Linked DNA regions of Homo sapiens: region 1 is linked to region 2. Evidence: chromatin loops called from intact Hi-C (ENCODE). Cell type or tissue: mammary epithelial cell. All regions are shown on one strand. Links, peaks and the distances in the headings refer to the core of each region. The heading gives the core; the rest is flanking DNA. Region 1 has its middle 4.4 kb from the start of KIAA0040. Region 2 has its middle 76 kb from the start of KIAA0040.

Evidence for each region. A loop is a pair of places that touch in the nucleus more often than their neighbours do. Peaks named below come from ENCODE experiments on the same cell type or tissue, not always from the same donor. Only the 100,000 strongest peaks of a DNase experiment are listed, where the experiment ranks them.
Region 1: it touches region 2 in a loop (7-fold over the local background); 10 of 110 quality-filtered maps call a loop at or near these places.

What each region holds. Positions count from the first base shown.
Region 1 is chr1:175,194,525-175,199,907 of GRCh38, reverse strand. No RefSeq gene overlaps it. Among named protein-coding and RNA genes, the nearest start is that of KIAA0040, 4.4 kb to the right of the region's middle. In mammary epithelial cell, for the core only: no CTCF peak of the experiment used is centred there; DNase peaks (open chromatin) are centred at 2,177 and 3,887; H3K27ac peaks cover 3,998 bases.
Region 2 is chr1:175,266,477-175,271,859 of GRCh38, reverse strand. No RefSeq gene overlaps it. Among named protein-coding and RNA genes, the nearest start is that of KIAA0040, 76 kb to the right of the region's middle. RefSeq lists an enhancer at 1,723-2,922. In mammary epithelial cell, for the core only: no CTCF peak of the experiment used is centred there; DNase peaks (open chromatin) are centred at 2,539 and 2,979; H3K27ac peaks cover 1,771 bases.

The DNA of each region.
Region 1 (5,383 bases), core at 220-5,219, 72 kb after region 2:
TTGAATGTGAAATTTCCACAGCTAACAATGTAAGCCCTGGAATCTTGGGATTGAAAGAGGTCATATGGACTACTAAATCCTCTCTCCAGGTATGGCAGTCCCCTCCACAGCACCCCTCCAGGTGGTCATCCAGTCTCTGTGTGAATTGCTTCAGTGATGGAGAAACTCATCATTGATCAAGGCAACTAGTGAGTTAGCTAGTTAGTTTTAAAGGCAGGAGCTAGAGTATATGGTGGCCTTTTACTAGGTTGGAGTTTCTGACTTCAGTCTCCCAGTCTCTCCCCACTCTAATAAATCCTGCAAAAGTCCACCAGATTAACTGTCTTTCAGATTGGTCAGCCCACTGTTCAAAATCTGCAGTGGCCACAATTACCTACATACAAACTCTATTTCTAAAAGACAAAAATAGCCCATACCAAAATGTTACATTTTGGTTACCAGAATTATGGATATTTTGTTTTTCTCCATTGTTTTGAGTCTTTCCCTAGTTTTCTGCATTGACAAGAAAGAGGTGGGTGGAGGGGAGAGAGATAGAGAGAGAGAGAGAAAGAATCATCAAATAATTAACATTACTTACCAAAAAAGTCCTACCATGTTTATCCCTTCTCCACACCTTTGTTCAGACTGTGGACAACTAGAAACCATTCTGTCTTTCCCTATCTTCAAATGCTTCTGCACCTCCCACATTCTGGTCAACCCACCTCCATCAGGAAGGTTTCCATGAGTGCTCCAGCCCTCACTGCCCTCAAATCCAAATTACAAAATTTAGCACTTCATTATAAGTAGTTTCTACTACTGCTAATCATTTCAATGGTCAGTTCCGCATTAGAGTGTAAATTCCTCGGGAGCTTCTATATGCTATCATATCATATCATAGTGCCTACCCAGCACAGTGCCGAGGTTATGGCAGGTTCTTCATAAAAATTTTTCAGTGGATGGATGGATGGATGGATGGATGGATGGATGGATGGATGGATGGAAGAAATTCTATTGCTGTATTTATTAGTTCAGTTGGTTAGGGCACAGTTCTAATGCAGTTTCATAGGTCATCTGATACTATGCTTCTCAAACTGTGGTGCATACATCCGCAAAGGTGTATGAAAATGTGTGTCAAGTGTATGTGAAGCCACAAGATATTAAATAATGTCTTCCTAAAGCAACAATTTCCTATCTTTTAGAGATACTTCAGTGCAGAAATTTGAAGCACTTTTATAGCCATTTTATAGCTTTCCCAAGTGCAAGAATTCCCTCCAAGGCTGATATCCATATTCTGCATGAGTTCATCAGTCTGGGCTTTGATTCCAGTTACTTCCTGATGACCACTTCAGTATGCTACCAAGAGATATTCCTGGAATGTGTCTCTCCAGATACATTCTTGCATTCTGCAAGTAGAGATTTTTGGACTACAAGCCAGACCCCCTGGTTTTAGTCCAGTCATGCAACTACCATGGGCAGCAGCCTCTTCAGTCCCCAGCTCCTCATTGAGCTTGCTCCCTTAACAAAGGTTGGATCAAAGTAAATAATCTACATGAAACATCACTGAAAACTTACAAAGCTCCAGGTTTTATTATTGTCATCATAATAATATGTCATTATTATTGTTATCATCCCAGAATCAGTAATTTAATTCTGCCCCACGGATATCCCACACCTGTCCAGCTGATTAAGGTGAGTAGCAATCGGGCTCTGAATTCAGAAAATTCTGGGTTGAAACTTTAGTTTCACTAGACCAGAGTCTCATTCATTTTTGCAAATCTAATATTTTGCATGACGCTGGGAACATATCTGTGCTGAATAAAAGTATTTCTCACTACTATTTATTGAAATCTCTGTCTGCCACTTACTGATCTTTAACAAATTTTTAAATTTTCCAAATCTTAGTTTCCACACCTATTAGATTGGTATTATAACAGTACCTCACAGTGTTGTTAGAAATTTAAAGGCAATATGTATAAGCAGTTTAGCACAGTGCCTGGCACAGAGAAAGTCAATAGTAATTAAAACACAGTGAGTGAGTGTACTTTTGCAACTTGATAAATGAAGGCTATCCCATTGTTCTGTGATGTTTTTGTCAGCCCTTCCTTTTACCTGTTATGAATGAGCCAGCCTTGGGAGAGGAAGTTTGTTTGTGGCAACATTGATGTTCTGAGTCACTGAACTAGTTAAGGAAGTAAATTTCAAAGCCATATTACTTTGTGGGCCCTCAGGGCAAGAGGAATGAACAATTTCAGCCTTGACAGAAACATCTGCCAGAATGAATGCACTGGGCAGGGCAAGCTGGGGTTTCCCAGGAATCTCTCTGACAAAGTGACAAGAAGTGTTCTACCCAGACCATGTAAATGCTACTTCATGAAACCCACACGATGGGCTCGCTCAATAAATTGATATGTAAACCCATCCCCAAGGGAAGAACAGATGACAAGGGAAACCACAAAGAGAGGCAAAATGAGAACTCTGTGGGGCTCTCTCCCCACACCGAGACCCCTGCCACAAAATGGAATTCAGAGGCCTGTTTTTTACATCTGAACAAAGCCAATGCTGAATCCCAGCAAAGGGTCTGAAGAATAGCCCTGGCCAGTTTATGACTGCCAGTGATAGTGCTGTAAAAATAGCTTTCAAGACACAACTCAGGGTGGGGGGCTGTGAGCCAGAAACAGAAAATGGAAACTGAGCCCTTTTGTGCCCCAGAAGTATAAACAAAGGGCTTTCTAAGCCACCAGCCCACCTTGACCTCCATACTGGAAGAGGTGGGGCATGATGTACTATCTCTAGAACTTACAGGAGTACTCAAGAAAGCACAAAGTGGGCTGGGCGCGGTGGCTCAAGCCTGTAATCCCAGCACTTTGGGAGGCCGAGGCGGGCGGATCACGAGGTCAGGAGATCGAGACCATCCTGGCTAGTACGCTGAAATCCAGTCTCTATTAAATATACAAAAAAGTTAGCTAGGTGTGGTGGCGGGCACCTGTAGTCCCAGCTGTTCAGGAGGCTGAGGCATGAGAATGGCATGAACCCGGGAGGCGGAGCTTGCAGTGAGCCGAGATCGCACCACTGCACTCCAGCCTGGGCGACAGAGCAAGACTCCATCTAAAAAAAAAAAAAAGGCACAAAGTGCATGGAGCAGAGGGGCATGTGTGTGGTGGGAGACAGGTAGATTATTAGAGGAGACATCCAAGAGCTTCCTAAACCTCCTCCAGGGCCAAGATTTGGAGCTATAGCTGTAAAAGCAACATTTTGCCAGGCATCCTGGATGTAGCAATGAAGACATTTTGGATGCCGCATTAAAAAAAAAGCTCCCAAGGAAAGTATATTGTTAACTCCTGTTTTTTGTTTTTTGTTTTTTTAAAAAGCTTTCATAATTAGAGTAACTTATGTCAGAATTAGATAATTTAGGAGGAAGACCTGAACAGAAATCTAATTGCAAGAGCTAAATATGGTAACCAGTATGGAAGCAGACACTCAAATCTGTTCAGAAGTCGAAAGTCAAAATAAAGAAGCAATGCATTTTAAATGGGCTGTAAGTCTCAGGTAAAAAGAACATGGTTTTGCTGCCTTCATAAAGCAAAGGCCACAGAGGCTGAAGAATTAGGGAGGTAGTGTTGGTGCTGCCAGTCAGCTCCAATCCAAGCCCTATGGAGGCCAGGACTCTTTGACCACAAAGACCCCCAGGTACACACTGTGTAAGGCCTCATTGGGCCACCCTGAACTCCCCACCACATGGAGTATATCTCTGCTTCCTGCAGCTCTCTTTATGCCTCTGCCATTCACTCTTCTGGAATCCATTTATGTTGCCAGTTTGTACCACCTCTGGGAGATAATTCATTCCATAAATTTATTACCTGCTGCATGAAGTAGTATTTCCGCTGACTTGTCCTGAACTTGCCCCACTCGTGGTTCCAAAGCACTGCTATATTTCAGGATCTGATGAACAAGTCTGTGCTCATCATATCCACACCATTTATAGTCTGATCATTTCCTCCTAACAGCCTTCTCCTTGTCAGCAGCCCTGTGACTTCTACTCAGTTCCTCAGAACATCCATGTTGCTATTTGGGGACTTTCCCTATCCCCGTTTTAACCTTCTAGACCCTCTCACAGTGTTGCAGGCAAGAATACACCACAGTTATTGGTAAGAGTAAAATGATGTTCTCAATTTAAAATTTCCCACACCTGAAAAATGTGTCCAATTTTGTGCAGCACTGTCCTGGATGCAACCACATTATAAAAGACACAGCTTCTAGACTCTGGGTTTGCAAACTCATGGGAAACTGTCTCCAGGCAGCACGGGTGGATCAGTACTGGCCAATACTGCAAGTTAACCTGTCTGAAATAGGGCATTGCCAAGAAAGAAATCCAAGTGTAGTCAGTCTTAGCTTCAAAGCAGACTAAGTTCAATACTTAGCACTCCACTGATTTTTACAGTATCTGAGAGGGAGGCAACCCCTGTTTTCTGCAACATACTGATGTGAAACCAGAGATCAGCAGGTGCTAAAGCTAGTGAGGAGTGGTCAAAAAGGGGTTCCAATTTCCAGTCTCAGTGCACAAATCTGCTTTATTTTGGCTTCTTTTTTTAAAAAAAAAAAAAGTTAATATTTTGTTCTACTCCATTTAGTGCCCACTAAGCTCTTGACCAACTTCAAATATCCTTACTGAAAACAAGAAAAATAATAAGGATTAAGCAAAACGTAGTAGCCCTGTTGCTGCCTGGGGCTGTTCATGAGTTCATAGGAGTTAGGATTTTACTGCCAAGGAATAAAATAGTAGGTGGGTGTTCCAACCTGCTTTTTCATAAGGAACACATCATTCATCCAGGGTGAAAACATCCTTGCCAGATGCCCACTTCTTTTCTTCTGCATAATTGCATCTTCTAGTAGTGTCAATACAGCAACAGACTTTGCAGCCTTGGCAGTCTAGTGTGAGTAAATCCACCATCCAGCCCACCTATAAGTCCCTGATTTCTCTGCCACAGAATTTTCTGGTTTTCAGCATTAGACTTTTCTCCTTATGAATTGAGATAGCTAGAGATACCATCTTATGGATGGCCCTGGTTTCCTTTCTACGATCAGACAACCATGTCCATGAAGCCCTGAGCTCAATTCGATTGCCCCTGTTTTTCTCATTTAGTTTCTTCCTCTTTTCTCTTAAAAGCAACCCTACATACCCATCACCCTGGCCAGAACCAATCTGTAATGTTGCTCCAGACTTTCAGGAAAGTATTTTCTATGGCCTCCCCGCAATAGGCGTCATTCAAGACCTGTACATGATCCCTGCTCAAGTGTGGAATTCCTTCACAGAAGGCAAGTTCCTCCTCTACTAGATGATATGGTGGTAAAAGGATGCACTGGGTCAGGGGGAGCGGCGGTTGGAAACACTTGGATTCAAACCTGG
Region 2 (5,383 bases), core at 322-5,321:
GCTTTTTGTAGTTTCCTATTACTATCAGGGGCAGATAGGGTTATAAAATGTACTCCCAATAAAGTCTGTTATTTCCTTGAGGCAGGATCAGTGTTACATATTGCCTGATTGTCTTAACTTGACACAACGCTGGATGCTCATCTTTACGGTGAATACTTTTCTTAACCTTTTCATAATTAACAGGTTTTTTCATATACTTCAATCCTTCCAAAAAACAAATGACCATGTGATCTCTCTTCCCCAAGTCCTCACTGCCCCTTTGATAGTTCCATCCTGGATCTTGATCAGGGACTGCTGCACCCACTGCCTGGTAGATATTATGGTTAGGGTTATGGGCCAATACCTCATTTGCATGGGTCTGAGCCATTCCCAGAATGTATTGCTTCCCTTCCACTGTACAACAAACAGACAACAAAACATACAGATCCTACCAGGTCAAGTTATAAGTCAGAGTTAATTTCTGAAACTCATCTATGAATTTCCCTGGATCTTCAGAGAAATGACCAACTTTCTCTACACAAAGTCAAATCAGACATAGAAAAGGGGACATGTGCCCTTACAGTGCCTTCTTCCCCATTTGCCACTGCTCTAAGCAGACAAAAATTTCCCTTTGGAAGTTGATAAGAGGCTCCACTACAAGTAGTACTAGCAGGGCTAGGGTCCTCAGGGAGTAGCAGGTATAGACTAGGATTAGACAGGTAGGGAGGAGGGGACAAAGGAGTCTCAACAGGACTTCCAGAGAGGCTAGAAGAAGAGGCCAATAGACCTGAAGCATCAGAGCTGACATGTTCCACACAAAAGTACCTGTTGAACTGGTTGGCGGGGGCGGGGAGGGGGGTGGTCTTGCATCAAGTGATCATCTAGTATGTCTAATTCTTTTTCTTCCTTTCCTTTCATTAAACATGCACATACCTATTGCAGAGTTTTATTTTGACTGGGCAATAAAAATGCTTGAACGTATTGGTTTTATCCCATTTGCCCTCACACTTACAAAACAAATCAAGTGGAAGTATAGTATTAAAGGCCATAGTTCTGGTAGTTGACCATTTTTCTTATTTTTCCAAGTATAGTAATTTGAGGCCAGACAGTATTATATGAAACCACCAACTTTCTTTTCTTAAGTCCATTTGGTTTAAACTTGTCCCAATGTTCAAGAATACATCCTAGTGGTGAGTCCTCTGGGATCCATGCTGTATTCCCCATAAAGGAGGCAGATGACGTTGAAAGAAAACTTCCAAACCCGTGAGACTGTATTGCCATTGGCCAAGTTCCATCAAAAAGGAGACAGTTCTTAAGGCACGCTGCATTATGACGGAAAACCTGCTGAAAATTGAATTCCCTTATTTATATTGGCCAGATAATATAAACAGGCTGAGCCATGGGCCCTAGATAAACCATGATATGGAAGCTGACAAAAGAAATGTCAAATAAGGCAAAGGAAATGAGAAGGATTTAGGTGCGGATGACCAGAGAGAGCAGGTTCCGGGCAATAGTGGCAGCATGAGTTGGACAAACAAAGCCAATTTGCCTGAATCCAAGAAATGAAAGAAGCTTTGTTAGTGTACAAATGAAACAAAACAGCAAGGAAAATCCCCTGATTTCCATCCTGGTACTCAAAATCCCAAGACCAGTTAAATGAGGTCTCCTGAAAGTGGCCATGAAACAAAGGCAGCAACCAGGGAATTGATTCAGGAAGCAAAGAGGACAAGGTGAATTAATCCAAAGTTAATAGTGATAAACATCCTGTAGAGTCAGATCTATTTTTAACCAAGAGGGGGCTTACCAAGGGGCATCTCTAATGCCCTATGTCTTAGGAGGGACTCTAACCCCCCTAAGTTGGGCCTTTAACCCAAGTTTGGACAACTATCCTTGCTCTTTACCAAGAGGAGTCTTTAAGCCCCTATGTTTTAGGTGGAGCTCCAACCCTTCCAGGTTGGGTCTCTAACCCAATTTCATTCTTTACCTGGTATAGAATATACCCCCACCACTTACCCAAAGTTGGCCAATTGGTGTTGCAGTTTATTTCCTTTGGGTCAGGGGTCTCTTCATTAGTCCCTTTGTGGTTCACCAGGAGGAAGTTACCAGAAAGTTGTCCCCATCAAGACCCCAAGAGAGGGTTCTTGGATCTTGTGCAGGAAAGAATTCAGACCAAGTCCACAGAGGAAAGTGAATACGTGTTTATTTTAAAAACTAAGGGAATGTAAGAATAGCTACTCCATAGACAGAGCAGGGTGTTCCTGAAAGTAAGCACAGGAATGCACCCACCTTAGGTATAATACTTGTTTGTATATAAAGACAAATCATGGGAGAGATGTGCTCTGCCACAAGGATTTGGGATAAAGTATTGCTAATCTTTGTGTAACTACTATCTTTCACAAGAGTCTATATTATTATCTTTAAAGCAAAACTTGTTCTTAAACTAGGAATGCTTTTGTTCTCAAGATATCAGGACATCAGGACATTGCCTGGATCTGTTTCTGTTCCCTTAACTGTAAATACCTTGTGACTAAGATACCTAGCCTCCTGGGAATGTGGCCCAGCAAGTCTCAAACTCATTTTCCCACCCCTATTCAAGATGGAGTTGCTCTGCTTCAAACGCCTCTGACAAGCTGAGTGATTAAGGCAGAAAGGAAATTATTGAAGGATATTGTGTTACTCATGGAAGTTCCAGGAGTGTCAGAATCATCTTAAATGCCACCCACCCAAGAAAAACGTTCAAAATTCCCTCATATAACTGATTCTGTGAAGGCACAACTGTTGCTTTTACCAGGCACAGACTCAACTGCTTGTCCCACTGGCAACACTGATGCTGGACATTGGCCCCTGCTGGCTGCTGGAACCATTACCATGAGCCCTGGAAACTGGATCTAGCCACCACAGACACCATTAACTTCACCAAGATAGCTTCCTGGTGGCCCTGGCTCTTTGGATTCCTACCTTCTAAGTTACAATCTGCCTTGGATGGAACTCATGAATCATCATGTATCTTGAGTCATATGCCTATAATCTATCTAGAAGGAAGGTTAGAATGGTATGTAAGTTCTACTGAGTGAAGAGGACTCTGCTCTCTGCCAAAAAGGAGAATGTCTCAAGATAAAAGGAGAAGAGTTGAGTAGTCAGCCAAAAAGAATGACAAATGTCCAGTTTCCCAAAATATTTTTTATCCTCCCCAACTTCCTTACTTCATATTCAGTTAGACTTTGCTCTCTCAACCTCCTACAACACATACATTCCACCTCCTCTGTCTAGTACAAATGTTAAGGCAAAATGAATTTTCAGAAACTAATCTACAAATAGCTGAGACTCTCCAGCAAACATTATAATAACATGTTATTTAATGAGCCAAGCTGCCTCAAACCTGTGGAGCTACCACTGCTGGCAATGGCTCAGGTTTGAAAGTTACAATCAAAACTTCACGTGTTTTTTTGGTTTTGTATGCCCACTTCACCACCCTTGCCCCAAGTAACCCTTCTAGGCATTAATATACATGTTTACATTTTTAAAGATAATTTTATTAGTTTTCTCACACTTAAATTAAAAATATGCCTCCTATCCTAACCTCCCCCCACCCCTACACACAGCTGGCTAGGTCAGTGTTGTGAAATTAGGCAACACTTTCTTCAAGAAATTCTTGGGATTCCTTGAGCATGTTTTAGGGAGCATCTTAACTGCCCAGAAATATTAAAGGACTCTAAAGTGGCTACCCAATAACAGCCCTGCTATGCCTAATGGCCAAGAACAAAACAAACATATAAGTGAGCTTAGTGGTAGAATAGGTCTGGGATTTGGAGGAGTGAATGTTCCAGGGGAGTGTGATGTGGAGTCTGACATCACCCAACCAAACTCCTCTTAGCTGAGCTGTCCACTCTGGGAAGGCATGGGCTGTAGGGCAAAGGAGAGACTGTGTCACTGAAGTTCAACAGCTGTGCTCTGCAAAACACTCCAGAAAGAGCTGATTAGCAGAGAAAGGCATTCCCCCATGGACGCAGAGGGAGAAGCATCCTAAAGCCATCAGGCCAGCTGGAAGAATACACAGCATCCCTGGCTGACCAATGGCTGTGGAAGTCAGAGCTGCTGGCAGAGGCTCTGCTGACAACTGTGAGAAACTGCTGGCCCCCCACAGATCCCAACCTAGCATAACCCCAGGAAACCAAGGGAACATTTGAGATGCACAAACATCTGTGAGAGCAGCCCCAGAAATATTTAGGAAGAGAAACTCCTGGAAGCAAAGGGATCTCTGCCTGTCAAGGATGTTTAGGCTCTGAGCATTGATATTTGGAGTATTACTGTAAATCTGATTTGACTTCATAGCCAAAGATAAGTAAGATCTGGGTCTTTCAGTTACAAGTGTTGAGGTTCCTTGTTTAAATTTTGATACACTCTTTGAGCACCCAGCAGCTCAGGAGTATCACCTTACCCATGCACCCCAGTTTATAATTCCTTTGTAGGAAGTATGCTATTTTGTAATACATATTTGGTCTTCATCCTATTTCCTGACATTCATCTCCTAAAACCCTTGGAAATCTCTGGTGTGATGAGTGTCTTTTGTATGCTGAGATGCCTGGTAGATGGGGGCACCTTGAGAGCTTCAGGATGGGGGTTAGTCACCCGAAAGACCATGGCCTAATTAGAAAGTTGGGTCCCCCTAATCTCTGGGAAGAGGAGGGAACACTGAAGGTTGAATTGGTGACCAATGGCCAATGATCTAATCAATCATGCCTACTTAATGAAACCTACATAAAAATCCAAAAGGACTGGTTTCAGAAATCTTCAGGATAGCTGAACACATGAAGCTTCTTGGAGGGTGGCACACCAAGAGACGGCCTGGGAGCAATGTTCAGTGCCCCTTCTTCTAAACTTTGCCCTGTGCATCTCTCTACTAGCTGTTTTTCTGTATCCCTTGTAATACTCTTTATAATAAATGGGTAACATAAGTAAAGTGTTTCCTTGAGTTCTGTGAGCCACTCTACCAACTCAAAGAGGGGATTATGGGAATCCCCATTGATAGCCAGGTGATTAGAAGCACAGACCATGCTAGTATCTCAAGGGTGGGGGCAGTCTTGTGGGACTGAGCCCTCAACCTGTGAGATCTGACGCTATCTCCAGGTAGATAATCAGAATTTAGTTAAACTGTAGGACACCCACCTGGGTTCTACTGGACAATCTACTACAGAATTGCTTCGTTGTATGTGCGGAGAAATCCCCACACATTTTGATAAACAGAGGTGCTGTGTTGTATTAAATGTGAGAGTGGACAGTAGGAAAAACAGTTTGTTTGTTTGTTTGTTTGCTATCCTTTGAAGAGGGAGCTTTATAACAAACTCCAAAAACAAGCTTCAGATGGAGCCTCCAATTCACCCTCTATTTGCATATGAGGCACAGC